3 separate regions of the Homo sapiens genome follow, and regions 1 and 2 are each linked to region 3. A link is a contact called in ENCODE Hi-C or POLR2A ChIA-PET data. All regions are on one chromosome and are shown on one strand. The core of a region is the stretch at or near the end of the contact, and the rest is flanking DNA. Distances in the headings are between cores, read along the strand shown. Region 1 holds the start of NTNG2 (netrin G2). Region 2 overlaps CFAP77 (cilia and flagella associated protein 77). Region 3 holds the start of CFAP77 (cilia and flagella associated protein 77).

The links. Hi-C counts contacts between places; a loop is a spot of excess contacts on that map. ChIA-PET counts read pairs that join two places held with the same protein, here RNA polymerase II (POLR2A). Pooled maps may share reads with other maps.
Region 1: a loop to region 3 is called in a pooled map, with 12 times the contacts of the local background. The contact joins the promoter of NTNG2 here to the promoter of CFAP77 in region 3. A Hi-C loop is called at or near these places in 4 of 37 single-sample maps with no recorded cell type and 9 of 50 pooled maps.
Region 2: a pooled map shows a loop between it and region 3 (6-fold over the local background). The contact joins the enhancer-like site here to the promoter of CFAP77 in region 3. A Hi-C loop is called at or near these places in 1 of 168 maps with a recorded cell type or tissue (endothelial cell of hepatic sinusoid) and 4 of 50 pooled maps. POLR2A ChIA-PET finds 5 or more read pairs at or near these places in 3 of 52 experiments (Panc1, RWPE1 and activated CD4-positive, alpha-beta T cell).

The regions. Positions count from the first base shown.
Region 1 is chr9:132,160,226-132,163,552 of GRCh38, forward strand. NTNG2 (netrin G2) reads left to right here and starts at 1,833. Exons shown (of 8, transcript NM_032536.4): 1 at 1,833-2,014. It overlaps LOC124902291 (a long non-coding RNA gene), which reads right to left and starts at 1,475. Exons shown (of 2, transcript XR_007061826.1): 1 at 1,391-1,475; 2 at 233-378.
Region 2 is chr9:132,544,753-132,548,468 of GRCh38, forward strand. All of the region lies in intron 5 of CFAP77 (cilia and flagella associated protein 77), which reads left to right. Among named protein-coding and RNA genes, the nearest start is that of BARHL1, 36 kb to the right of the region's middle. Within about 2 kb of position 1,544, at least 2 of the 41 ENCODE cell types and tissues checked have a DNase peak (open chromatin) inside an H3K27ac peak, as active enhancers do.
Region 3 is chr9:132,408,755-132,412,193 of GRCh38, forward strand. CFAP77 (cilia and flagella associated protein 77) reads left to right here and starts at 1,457. Exons shown (of 6, transcript NM_001282957.2): 1 at 1,457-1,712. The coding sequence starts at 1,518. LOC105376304 (a long non-coding RNA gene) reads left to right here and starts at 1,887. Exons shown (of 3, transcript XR_930405.2): 1 at 1,887-2,977. RefSeq lists a silencer at 2,565-2,614.

The DNA.
Region 1 (3,327 bases), core at 583-3,082, 250 kb before region 3:
ACTGAGCCCCAAAGCAGTCTGGGCCGTGTTCCAAGTTCACCAGCCAGCCAGGCCAGTGAGAGAGCATCACCCAGAAACCCAAAAGCCCTGCCTCCCCGGCCACAATCCTTAGCTATGTGACCTTGGGCAAGTTACTTAACATCTCTAACTTGAGGCTTTGCTACTAGCAGTGAAGTCACAGGGCTTTGGCGAAGATTCAGTGAATAATGCACACAAACTGGTTTGCATGGAGTCTGGCATAAAACAGGTGTTCAATAAATATATTATTATTATTATTACAGCAGATGACAGTCTTTAATTCTGCATCCTCTTCCTGTTTTGTCACAAGATTCCAAATATTATTCAGCAGTATAACTCCGTCTCCAGTTTTCAGGGCAGCTGAGAACAGGGAAGGGTTAAGGTGGAGGTGAAGGGTGGCAGCAGGGCGGGGCACTGAGGTGCCATGTCTTGCTCCATTCCCAACACCCTCTGTGACCTTGGGCTGGTCTCTCTCTCTCTGCCTCTCTCTCTGTCTGTCCTCAGGCCCTTTGTTCTTGATGCATCCAAATGACAGTGCTGGCTGCTCAAGGCTGCAGTGAGCCCACCCCAGGAGGCCAGGAGTGTCCGAAAACCACATGTGCTTCTGGAAGATGTGGAAACTCTCCCAGAAGCCCTGGGAGGCAGGCTGGCAGGAAACCTCCTGGGGATCAGAGAGCCCAGGGCTGCCGGATATGATATTGTGAACTCGGTGGCCTCTGCCCGGGGCTGCTGCTACCGGAGCCCTCCCACACCTGCCTCCCATGCTTGCAGGGGAGGGAGACAGAGAACCCCTCAGCCAGGCCCCTCCTGCCCCACTACTCTGCACTCCCTGCAGAGCTGGCTTGGCTTCGTCAAAAGCAGGGCCCATCAGGGTGGAGGCGGCGATGTGTCAGCTGGTATTCAGGCTCTGGTTGTGCGCTCAGATCGCTCCCCCTCCCCATCTCCCCAAATCCACCCACCCACCCCGGTACCCACTGCTTGGGGCCTTCTGGGTGGCAGCACTTCACAGAGAGAGACCGAGGAGCAGCCCTGAGCCCTTGGCTGTGGGGGGTGGGGGAACTGACTCACTTGGCCCCCCTCCCTCGTGCCGATGGGGCAGCCCCCACACCCATGGGCGCTGGCACCCCGGCAGGCCCCCGGGTTTTGGAAGAGGAAGCTGCAGCCCGGCTGCGCCTGACCGGAGCCGGCTGAGGATGCGCTCTGGGCGCAGGGACCCGCTGGCCCCCGGGCCGGGAGGCGATGTTTAGGCAGCGACCCCCCAGAGGCTGCCGGGGCCACCCTGGCCACGGGCCCGCCGGGACGCCCCTGCTCGCCGCGCCCCTCCCCGGGCCGTGGCGCGTCCCCCGAGCCGCGCAATATTTCCTTCCTGCACCTTTAAGAAGACCGTTGCTCCGTGGTGGGATGGTGTGTTAAAGCCACACAGAGGAAGTTACGCAGCCCGGATCAGACCGAGAGATAAAAGCCCCGATGGTGATCGTGAGTGATGGCAAGAGGATTTAGCCTCGGCATTAACTTGGAGCGGAGTGCAGGGGGGCAGTGAAGCGCCCGCCATCTGGCCCGCGCCGCGCCGGGGGGATGCCCCGGCTCCCCGACGAGACGCCGCGAAGCCCACCCGGGCCGGGGGCTGCCCGGCGCCCGAGCGCGGGTCCTCCCCGGGCCGCCCAGGGGGGCCAAAAAGTTTGCACTTGTTAGCGGCGACCTCCCGCTCAGCCCGGGCGGGCGATGCGGGCGGCGCGGGCGGCCCCCTCCCCCGGCCCGCGTCTCCGGGACGGCTGCGGGCGGCCCCCCCGGCGGCCGGAGGGCTCCCTGGCCCCGATCTGACGGCGGCGGCGGCGGCGGCCACAGCGGCGGGAGCGGCGCGGGGAAGGAGCAGCGGCTCGCAGCCCTCGGCCCGCGCCCCCACCCAGCGCCAGCCCGAGGGGGGAGGCGCAGCGCCGGAGGGTGGCGGTCCTCGGCCCTCCCAGGTCTCCGCGCCGGGAAGCCGCTCCGAGCCGGGGTAAGGCGGGCGGGGAGAGCCCGGGAGGCGGGCGGGGGGAGAGGCTGCAGCTTGGCCAGGCCGGTTTCATTTTTAAAGGGCTTCGGTGACCATGCAGGCTTGCCCGGGCCCGGGAGCCACTTACAGCGGCCCGGCAAAGGCTCGGATGCAAAAGTTGTTTGGTGGCGGCTGCTACGAGCTGAGAACTGGAGTCGCCCCAGAGGGGTGTGTGAGGGTGCGTTCTTAGCAGCATCTTAAAGGGGTAGCTTGTCTTTCTGGCCAGCTTCCCCCGGGTCCTTTCCGTCGTGTGTGTGAGAGTGTGTGTGTGTGTGTGTGTGAGAGAGAGACAGAGTGTGTGTGTGTGTGTGTGTGTGTGTGTGTGTGTGTGTGTGTGTGTGTCGGGGAGGGATGTTGCAAGGATGCTCGGATGTGTCTCGGAAAAGGAAACTAACCCTGCTCCCGCGCCTCTCCCCCACCCCAATTCCACCGCCACCGCTTAGAGCCACCCCCATCCCGTGCCCTCCCATCTCTCTGCAAACTGGGAGCCTGTGAGTTGCACAGAGAAACTCCCGGCCAGTCCGGCTGGAAACTTCTCCCGGCGCCGGGAGGGGGTCGGGAGGTGAGGGGGCGCAGGCACTGGTTTGGGGCCGGCGTGGAGTCGAACCTGGAACTGAGCGGCGCGCAGGTGGGGGGAGCAGAGGCGGCGGGAAGGCGGGAAGAGAGGACCGCGGGCTCGCGGGGTCCGCCCGCTCCGGAGTAAGTTGGCCGTCTGGGCTGGGGGCGGCGGCGGCCGGGTCGCCACAGGCGGCAGCGCCGGGGCAAAGGATACAGCCAGTTCCTGGGCGCCCTGCTCTGTGTCTTTTAATTAAGAGAGGCAGTGCCGAAAAAGGGGGCGCCTCAGTCCCGGCCGGGCCTTTATTACGGGCTTAATTATTAATTGCTGCCGTGGCTTGCACGCAACTTTGGGAAGACGAAAAGCAGCTGCGGGGCTGCCGGGTCGTCGGTGTCCTAGGCACAGGGCTCGCAGCCGGCCCGAAGCACTGACTCGACCCTGGCCCCGGCCTCGACCCCGCCCGCGGCCCGCCGGGACCCACCCGGGAGCTGCTGCTCGCGCCCCGCCTCCCGCGCCCAACTTTCCAGGGCTCCCGCGGGCGGGGACCCAGGGGCCGGATAAAGGGCCCGCTCCGGAGCGGGGGGACACCCGGGCCGCCGGAATTAAGAGGCCCGCCGAGGCTACAGTGAGCGCGGGGCGCCCGCTGGACCCCGCCCGGGGCAGAGGACGGGAAGGTGACCCCGCCGGCCAAGCTCCCTTTCCCTCCCGGCAACCGCCACTC
Region 2 (3,716 bases), core at 294-2,793, 140 kb after region 3:
CCCAAAGTGCTGGGATTACAGGCATGAGTCACCATGCTCAGCTACCTCCCTGCTCCTTTCTCTGTGAGAATCCCTGCAGTTCATGGGGACGCTGCCTGAGGAGGGACTGGGACCCAGCGTTCCACTGGCATGGGCTGCCCTCTGCAGCACTCTGCTTTAGGCCTTGACTCCCAGCCCCACTCAGCCCCCTCCTCTCTGATTTAGAGCCCAAGACCATGGACACAGGAGGCTCAGGTGTTCTCCCCTCAGCAGAGCAAGGAAAGGGCTCCAGGTAACAGTGCCGCACCTGTGCTGGGAGCTCCGGTCTGTCTCACTCACCTGTGTCCCACGGCGCCTGGCCCCAAGTAGGAGCTAAATGCACATAGAATGAGTTTCCATTTTCCAAAGAGGGGATTTGACTCAGCTGACCATGGGTCTGCCAGTCTTGAGACCGTTGTTCTGAAATATGATTATGAACAATAGCAAACCAGGAATGATGGCCTCCTGTGCCATGCCAGGCACTGTGTGAGGTCATGTGTGCATATTACTTCATTTCAGCCTCAGAACAAGAGTCCTGACCAGGTGGTGCAGATGAAAGGCAGAGGGGGAGCACCTTCCTTGCCCAGAGAGTGGCGGGGACAGGAACCCAGGTGTGTCTGATGGCAGGGCCCAAGCCGAGACACATGACCTATCGGGCCATAAAACTCATGAGAAAGAAAATCAACATGCAAGCCACAGCATATACTGAGTGTTCGCCTCCTTTCCGAGGGTATTCGCAGGATGCTGGGAGTTAAAGCTGCAGGCTGTCTCCCTATCCTACTTGCCAGAAACCTGGGGCCAAGGGAAATGGGGAATTGTGCCGGGTTCATCCCTGGATGCCACCCTGTCCAACCCAGCAGAGACCCTTAGACACACAGAGTGCTGCCGTTATGGGTGTCACACGCAGTCGCCTCCTTGTCAGGAAGTAACACCAACAAAAAGTATTTACCGAGCCCTTAGAATGCACCCGGCGCTGAGCAGGTCTCATCTCATAGATATCATGCCCCCATTCTACTGACATGGAAACTGAGGCTTGGAGAGGTGAGAAGTGGAGTCTGGGTCCAATCTGGGGTTTCCTAGCCCCAGGGCCTCCCGAGGACCCCTTCCCTCACCTCCAGGCCCCACCCACAGGTCCCCATTCTCACCACCAAGGGATCCTTTCTTCCCCTTCACGGCACTTAACTCTGCAATTAATTAACTGGGCAATTTTTTTCATCTTGCTCAGTAAAATGTGAGCCCCCCAGGACCGTGCCTGTCAGTTCCACACCTTGTCCCCAGAGGCCAGCAGGGTGCCTGGCACAGAGTAGGGGATCAGTAAACATCTGTGGAATGAATGAATGAGGGGATGAAAGACTGAACCGCCAGTACAGCCCAGAGTGACAGAAGAATTTAAAAGTCTGTTACAGACCTGCTGAGCCTCCCCTTTCTCCCCTTCCCAAACCAAGCACCCACCATCCCGGCAGCCACCAACTGGGCCTGGACTCAGGGGTCCGGGCGGGTGGCCAGGGCCACTCCCCCTAGGCGGAGCTGCTGTCTGTGGTGTCTGTCACGTGTGAAGCCCCGGGAGGGCCTTTGTCTGCGCCTGGCTTTGCCGCTGATCTGCTGCCCCCACCCCGGCCCCATTATGAAGGGAAAAGCGCTTCCAGAAAAGTTGAGCCTGTCACGGTGATGGATAACCTAAATGGACTCTCCCCGCTCACGAGCAGATGTCGACGCTGAACTCTGTCAGAAATAATTAAACACCTTTCACACTGAAAAGCAGCAGGCAGGGCGCGGCTGCTGCACCGACACCGCCAGCCACGAGGGGGCTGCCCTGCCAGAGGGGCTGCCGAGACCCCCGCGCTGGATGACCCGGGCCACTTACAGGGTCGAGAGAGGAGAGGGACCAAAGAGGGAAGAGGACACATCCCCCACTGTGCATTCCCTCCAGGCAGGGCAGTACAGAGATGTCTTCTTTCTGGTCTGTGCCACCAGCAACTGCCCCTGGTGGCTGGGGCCCAGAAGGGGGTTCTGCCAGCAGCTGGCGAGGGGCCCTCCTACCAGGACAGTTATGCCTGGGCTCTCTCTCCAGACCTCTGTTTCCTCAGCTGACAATGAGTGGGTGGGACTAGTTCTTGAGCGTTCCTTCCAATCCAAGATTCTGTGATCCCCAGTTCACTGGCCCAGGAGCCATGTGGGAGGGGATGGGGGCCCTTGGAGGTGCAGACCCCAAACCCAGGGTGAGCCAGCAGGGGGAGCAGCTCAGATCCTTCTCAGGTGCCCATTTTGGGGATGGGACATGAACTCATTTTCTCCCATCCCTGAATGGAGGAGCCGCTGGGCTGGGGCTGATGCCCTCTGTGCCCTGTGGGGGATAGAGACGCTCCCCTGCCCTTTGGCCGGGTGTTCTAGGTCTCCAGGGCAGACAGCAAGGCCAGCAAGGAGTAATGTGGTACATCTGTGTGCACGCATGACTCCAGGGACAGCCAGACGGGGTCAAGTGGTGACCCTGCCACACCTACCTGTCAGGTGGCTTTACCTGTCTGTGACCCACTTCCTCTTCCATAAAATGGGCTAACAAATGCTCCCCTGGCTAGGCTGCTGGGAGGATCCAGAGAGAATATGTGTGCACCACGCTCAGCAGAACGCCTGGCCCATGTTAACTGCCTATAAGTGGCAGCTCCATGAGGATGGCTGTGGAGATCATTCATTCATTCATTCCCCTGCTCATTCACAAATCTTTTCCACATGCGCCTTCATGCTGGGCCCTGTTCCCCGCACTGATGCTATGCTGGCGAACAGGCCAGACTCGGGTGTGACTGCCACCGTTGGGCTGCTGGCCGCTGGCTTGGGGTGACATGGACAGACAGACCGACACACAGGCAGCTGCACAGCTGGGCTCCTGGGCCGGGAAGTCTGGAGAAGCTCTGCCCTAGGTGTCCTCAGGTGTCCCCAGGTGCGCCGTGTCCACAGCCTGAAATGGTCCAGAGACACCAACCTTGCTTGAAGGGCGGAAGCCACTCCCATAACAATAGCCCCATTAAACATAACCCTGCGTGGGCCGGCCCACCCTGTTTCCTTGCCTTTTGCAGAAACTTCCTCAGGGCTCTCCAGGCAGGGTCCAGACACCCCCACTTGCCCAGGCAGCCCTCCCTGGGGCCCTGGCTAACAGCGCTTCCTCCGGTTCTCAACCAGCCACTCATGCACAGCCACACAAAGCAGACGGTACATCCTTCTGCCCAAAGATGGAGAGTGAGTGCCCCCAAAAGCTTATGGCCGATGACAATGGCGAAAGACTGGATGCCACTGATGAAGAGATGGCTCAAGTACACGTTAGGAGACCTTGAAAACCACGGCTTTGATCTGTACTTATTGACACTTTAATAACATATTGTTGGGCAAAAGAGTCCATGCCACGGGCCCCGCCTGGAGAGAAGCACCCGAGCATCTCTGAGCGTCTGCACAATGCCTACAGACATTCGGCAGGAGGGCCCCACAAATGGTAGCAGTGGTGATCTTTGGGGCGGGGGGGTGGGGGGTGAAGCTGATTTTCCTTTCTCTGATGCTCTTTTCTATATGGTTTGCATTTTTTTCAATGAGTAGATGCAGCTTTTCCAAAACCAGTAAGGCTATTTTTTTAAATGTTTTTAAAAGATGGAGATCCTGAGTTCTTCCCCAGGTGTTCATCCCAGTGTTCGACCTCCAGCTTTGAGCTCAGT
Region 3 (3,439 bases), core at 207-2,706:
CCATACCCACCGGGCCCCTCCCCGCCCAGGCCTATAATTTCTCCAGCCTGTAAGCAGCGGTAGGCACTGGCATTAAGCTGGTCTCCCACCTCTGTAGGTCTCATGCTGGACATAAAGCCTGAATTTGCTGTAGAGCCGCCACTCTTTCTTTAACCCTCCCCTTCCCTTCAAAATCTAACCGAATCTAGGTGAAGCCTATATGTATTTTCATTGTATTCTTCTTTCGACTTTCAACTTTTCTGTAGGTTTGAACTTTTTCACCAAGTTGTGGGTGGGTGGGTAAGGGGATTTTTAAAAATGCAGCATCTGGCCTGGTGAGGTGGCTCATGTCATTATCAGAGCAAGACTCCGTCTCTTAAAAAAAAAAAAAAAAGGAGAGCCTCAGATGCCATTTCCAGATATTCTGATTTAGTGAGTCTGGGGTGAGTCCTGTGAATCTTCGTTTTTCTTTTTTTGGCACATGGTCTCATTCTGTCATCCAGACTGGAATGTAGTTGCCGAAACACGGCTCATTGTAGTCTCAACCTCCTCAAGTGATCCTCCTGCCTCAGCCTCCCCCATAGCTGGGACCACAGGTGTGTGCCAGCACACCTGGGTAATTTTTTTAATTTTTGGTAGAGATGAGACCTCACCATGTTGCCCATGCTGGTCTCAAACTCCTGGGCTCAGGCCATCCTCCCTCCTAGGCTTCCCAAAGCAATGGGATTACATGGGTGAGCAGCCAAGCCCAGCCCAAATCTGTATTTTTCAATTTCCCTTCATTCTGTTGCTTAAATTTGGGAACCATTGATGTAATCCAACTCTAGCGTTTCCTTGTCACCCATCTCACAGGAAAAAAAGAAAAAAAGCCCTTAGGATCCAAGAGGGTGACTTGCCCGAGTCCTCCCAGTGGGTCAGCATCAGCATCAGGCTTGGAATGCATTTAGTGCTCTGTCTCAGGTGTGTGTGTGGCGCAAAGAGCAGAGGTGGGGAGGGGTTGTGAGTGGAATGGGGGTGAGCAGAGGATGGAGTCTTCGACTTGGAAGACAAATGTAAATGACCCTCTATGAGCCACGCCGCTTTGAACGCAACCCACTGGAGATTCTCGGTTCTCCTGTATCGATTCAGGAAAACTCCAAACAAGTCCACACTGGTAGCCACCAAGAGTTTCTTGAAAGAAAAGTACAAGCCGAGCCGGGCTCTGTTGGCGTCCCGTCGCCAAGGAGACGGGCCGTTGCATTCGTCCTCCAGGGGTGGTCTTGGTTTTCTTTCCTCTCCCAGTCTGCAACGCGGGGCCCAGGAGACGCCCTGAGGATCCCGCGGGGCTCCTGCATTGCTCCGGGGCTCTTTGCGATGAGGGGCCGGCGCGAGCGGGGCGCGCCTGGCTCCGGAGGGGTCCTGGCATCTGAGTTTCCCCCTCAGGATCCCGGTGGTGCGGCCCGGGCCGCCCGGCAGGCCCTTCGGAGCTCCAGGCTGTGCCCGACGTGGGGAAGCGCGCCCAAACCAGCCCGCGGGCCGGCTCCCCGGCGACCTCAAGGATGCCAGAGGCCAGGAGCTCCGGCCCGGACCTCACGCGATGGAGGAAGCAGCAGCAGCCTGTGCGCCGCACGGTCAGCCAGGTCTGCCCGCCCCCGCGGCGGCCCCTGACCGTGGCGGACATCCGTTCCGGCATGGAGAACGAGCGGCTGGGGGTCGTGCGGGACTCCATGTTTCAGAACCCTCTCATCGTCAAGGTGAGCACCCCACGCCCACCGCGCTTTCGCTGTCGCCGGCTCCGGGCACCTGCGCCGCCGGGGGTCCCCACCCGCAGCGCCCTGGCCCCGCGGCCCGGGGTCCGAGCGCAGCGTGGGAAGCTCCAGCTCTGGTCCAGACAGGCCTGGACCCCCATGCAGGTCGCGTCGCCTCTCTCAGCCTCGGTTTCCCCATCCTCACAGTGGGATGATAATGGCACCACTAAAGGGACTGATTGGGAAGATTGAATAGGGTAATTTCTGCGGGACCTCGGGACAGCGCCTGACATGGGGTAAGGCTGCAATGGGTGCTGCTGTGGTTTCCCACAGAGTGAACCCACAGGGTGACAGATAGGTCGCACACGCCCAGTCTAAGTCGTGGCTGCCAGCCCTCCCAGGGTAAAGGCCGCCTCTCCGGTTCCGCTGCACGCCTGGGGTACGTCTATGCAGCGGTGGCTCCGTGTCTGTCCTGGAAGCATCACGTCGAATGTTCATTTCCGTTCGATCATACTAATTTCTTACCCAAATTACAACCCTAAGAGAAAAAAAGCATAATCTTTGGCCTAGGAGGCTCCGCAGACAAGAATGAGGGAGCTGCGGTTTCGGGCTGGATCACTTTCCCTTCCATTACACTTCCCTCCTCCCCACCTTTAGCCTCGCTTCCCGCTGATGGGAAACCAACACTGCTGTGGCGGCCACACCTTCCCGGGGGCCACTGGAGAAGTCAGGCTGAGGCTTGGGGGTCAGGGAGCAAGCCTCGAGGCGAATTTATCTTGCGCCGCTGGAGGGCAGTGCGCCTTTAAAAATGCGCCCCGCGTCCCAGGTGCGGGAGTGGAAGGCGCAGGTGGTAACCGTGGATTCAACAACAATTATTTGTGTGACCGCCAGGCGCTGAGTAGAGCCCAGAGGTGGTGGTGGCGGTTTGTTTTTGTTTTGGGGAAAAGGGAACCCGTGCTAGAATTAACTGAGTTAATTGGCTCCTGGCAAAACATTGACTCCCTCCTCTTGCCTTCCCTAAACTCGGTCCTGAGAGGAGGAAGGATACTGCCTAGGCGCAGGCTGCACCTGGGGGAGGCTGGCTTCCCACACTCGTGCCTTTCCATCGAATAGGCTCCTTTCTTAGGCCTCTCAAAGTGGAACAAGGTCCTTCACTTACTTCTACGTGAGAAGAGCCACTCTGAGTGGACAGGCAGGACAGGCAGGTGGGGCCCATTATTCTTGGATGAAGGAGAGAATCACGTCCGCCACCTCTGACTACCTGCATTAAGGTTAGGTCGTTGCTTTTGTTCAAGTAGTTAGTAGTGAGCCAACTTCTTCCTACTGAAGTGTAAAGTGAGGGCGTATGGAGTTATTCTCCATGGTGAGTTAGTGTGTGGTGCCCACGCTGAGCAATATGTACACACACACACACACACACACACACACACATACATGCATATGCATTTGTGTATGCACCCATATAACATACCGTTTACATCTATCATATATACATGTATGCATATGTATAATATACATGTACATATGTGTAAAATGTATGTACATATATGTAAATTTCCCCCTTCTTTTCCTTTTTCCTTTTGCTTCCCCCGCCCCACCCAGCTATATCGAGGACAACATTTGGCCTCTGGATGGCACTAGCTAAACAGCTTCTAGGACCAATTCAATCCCTGATTTCTGAACCCAAGCTTAGGGTCGGAAAATGTACAGGAGGTGACTCACCCACGACTGGG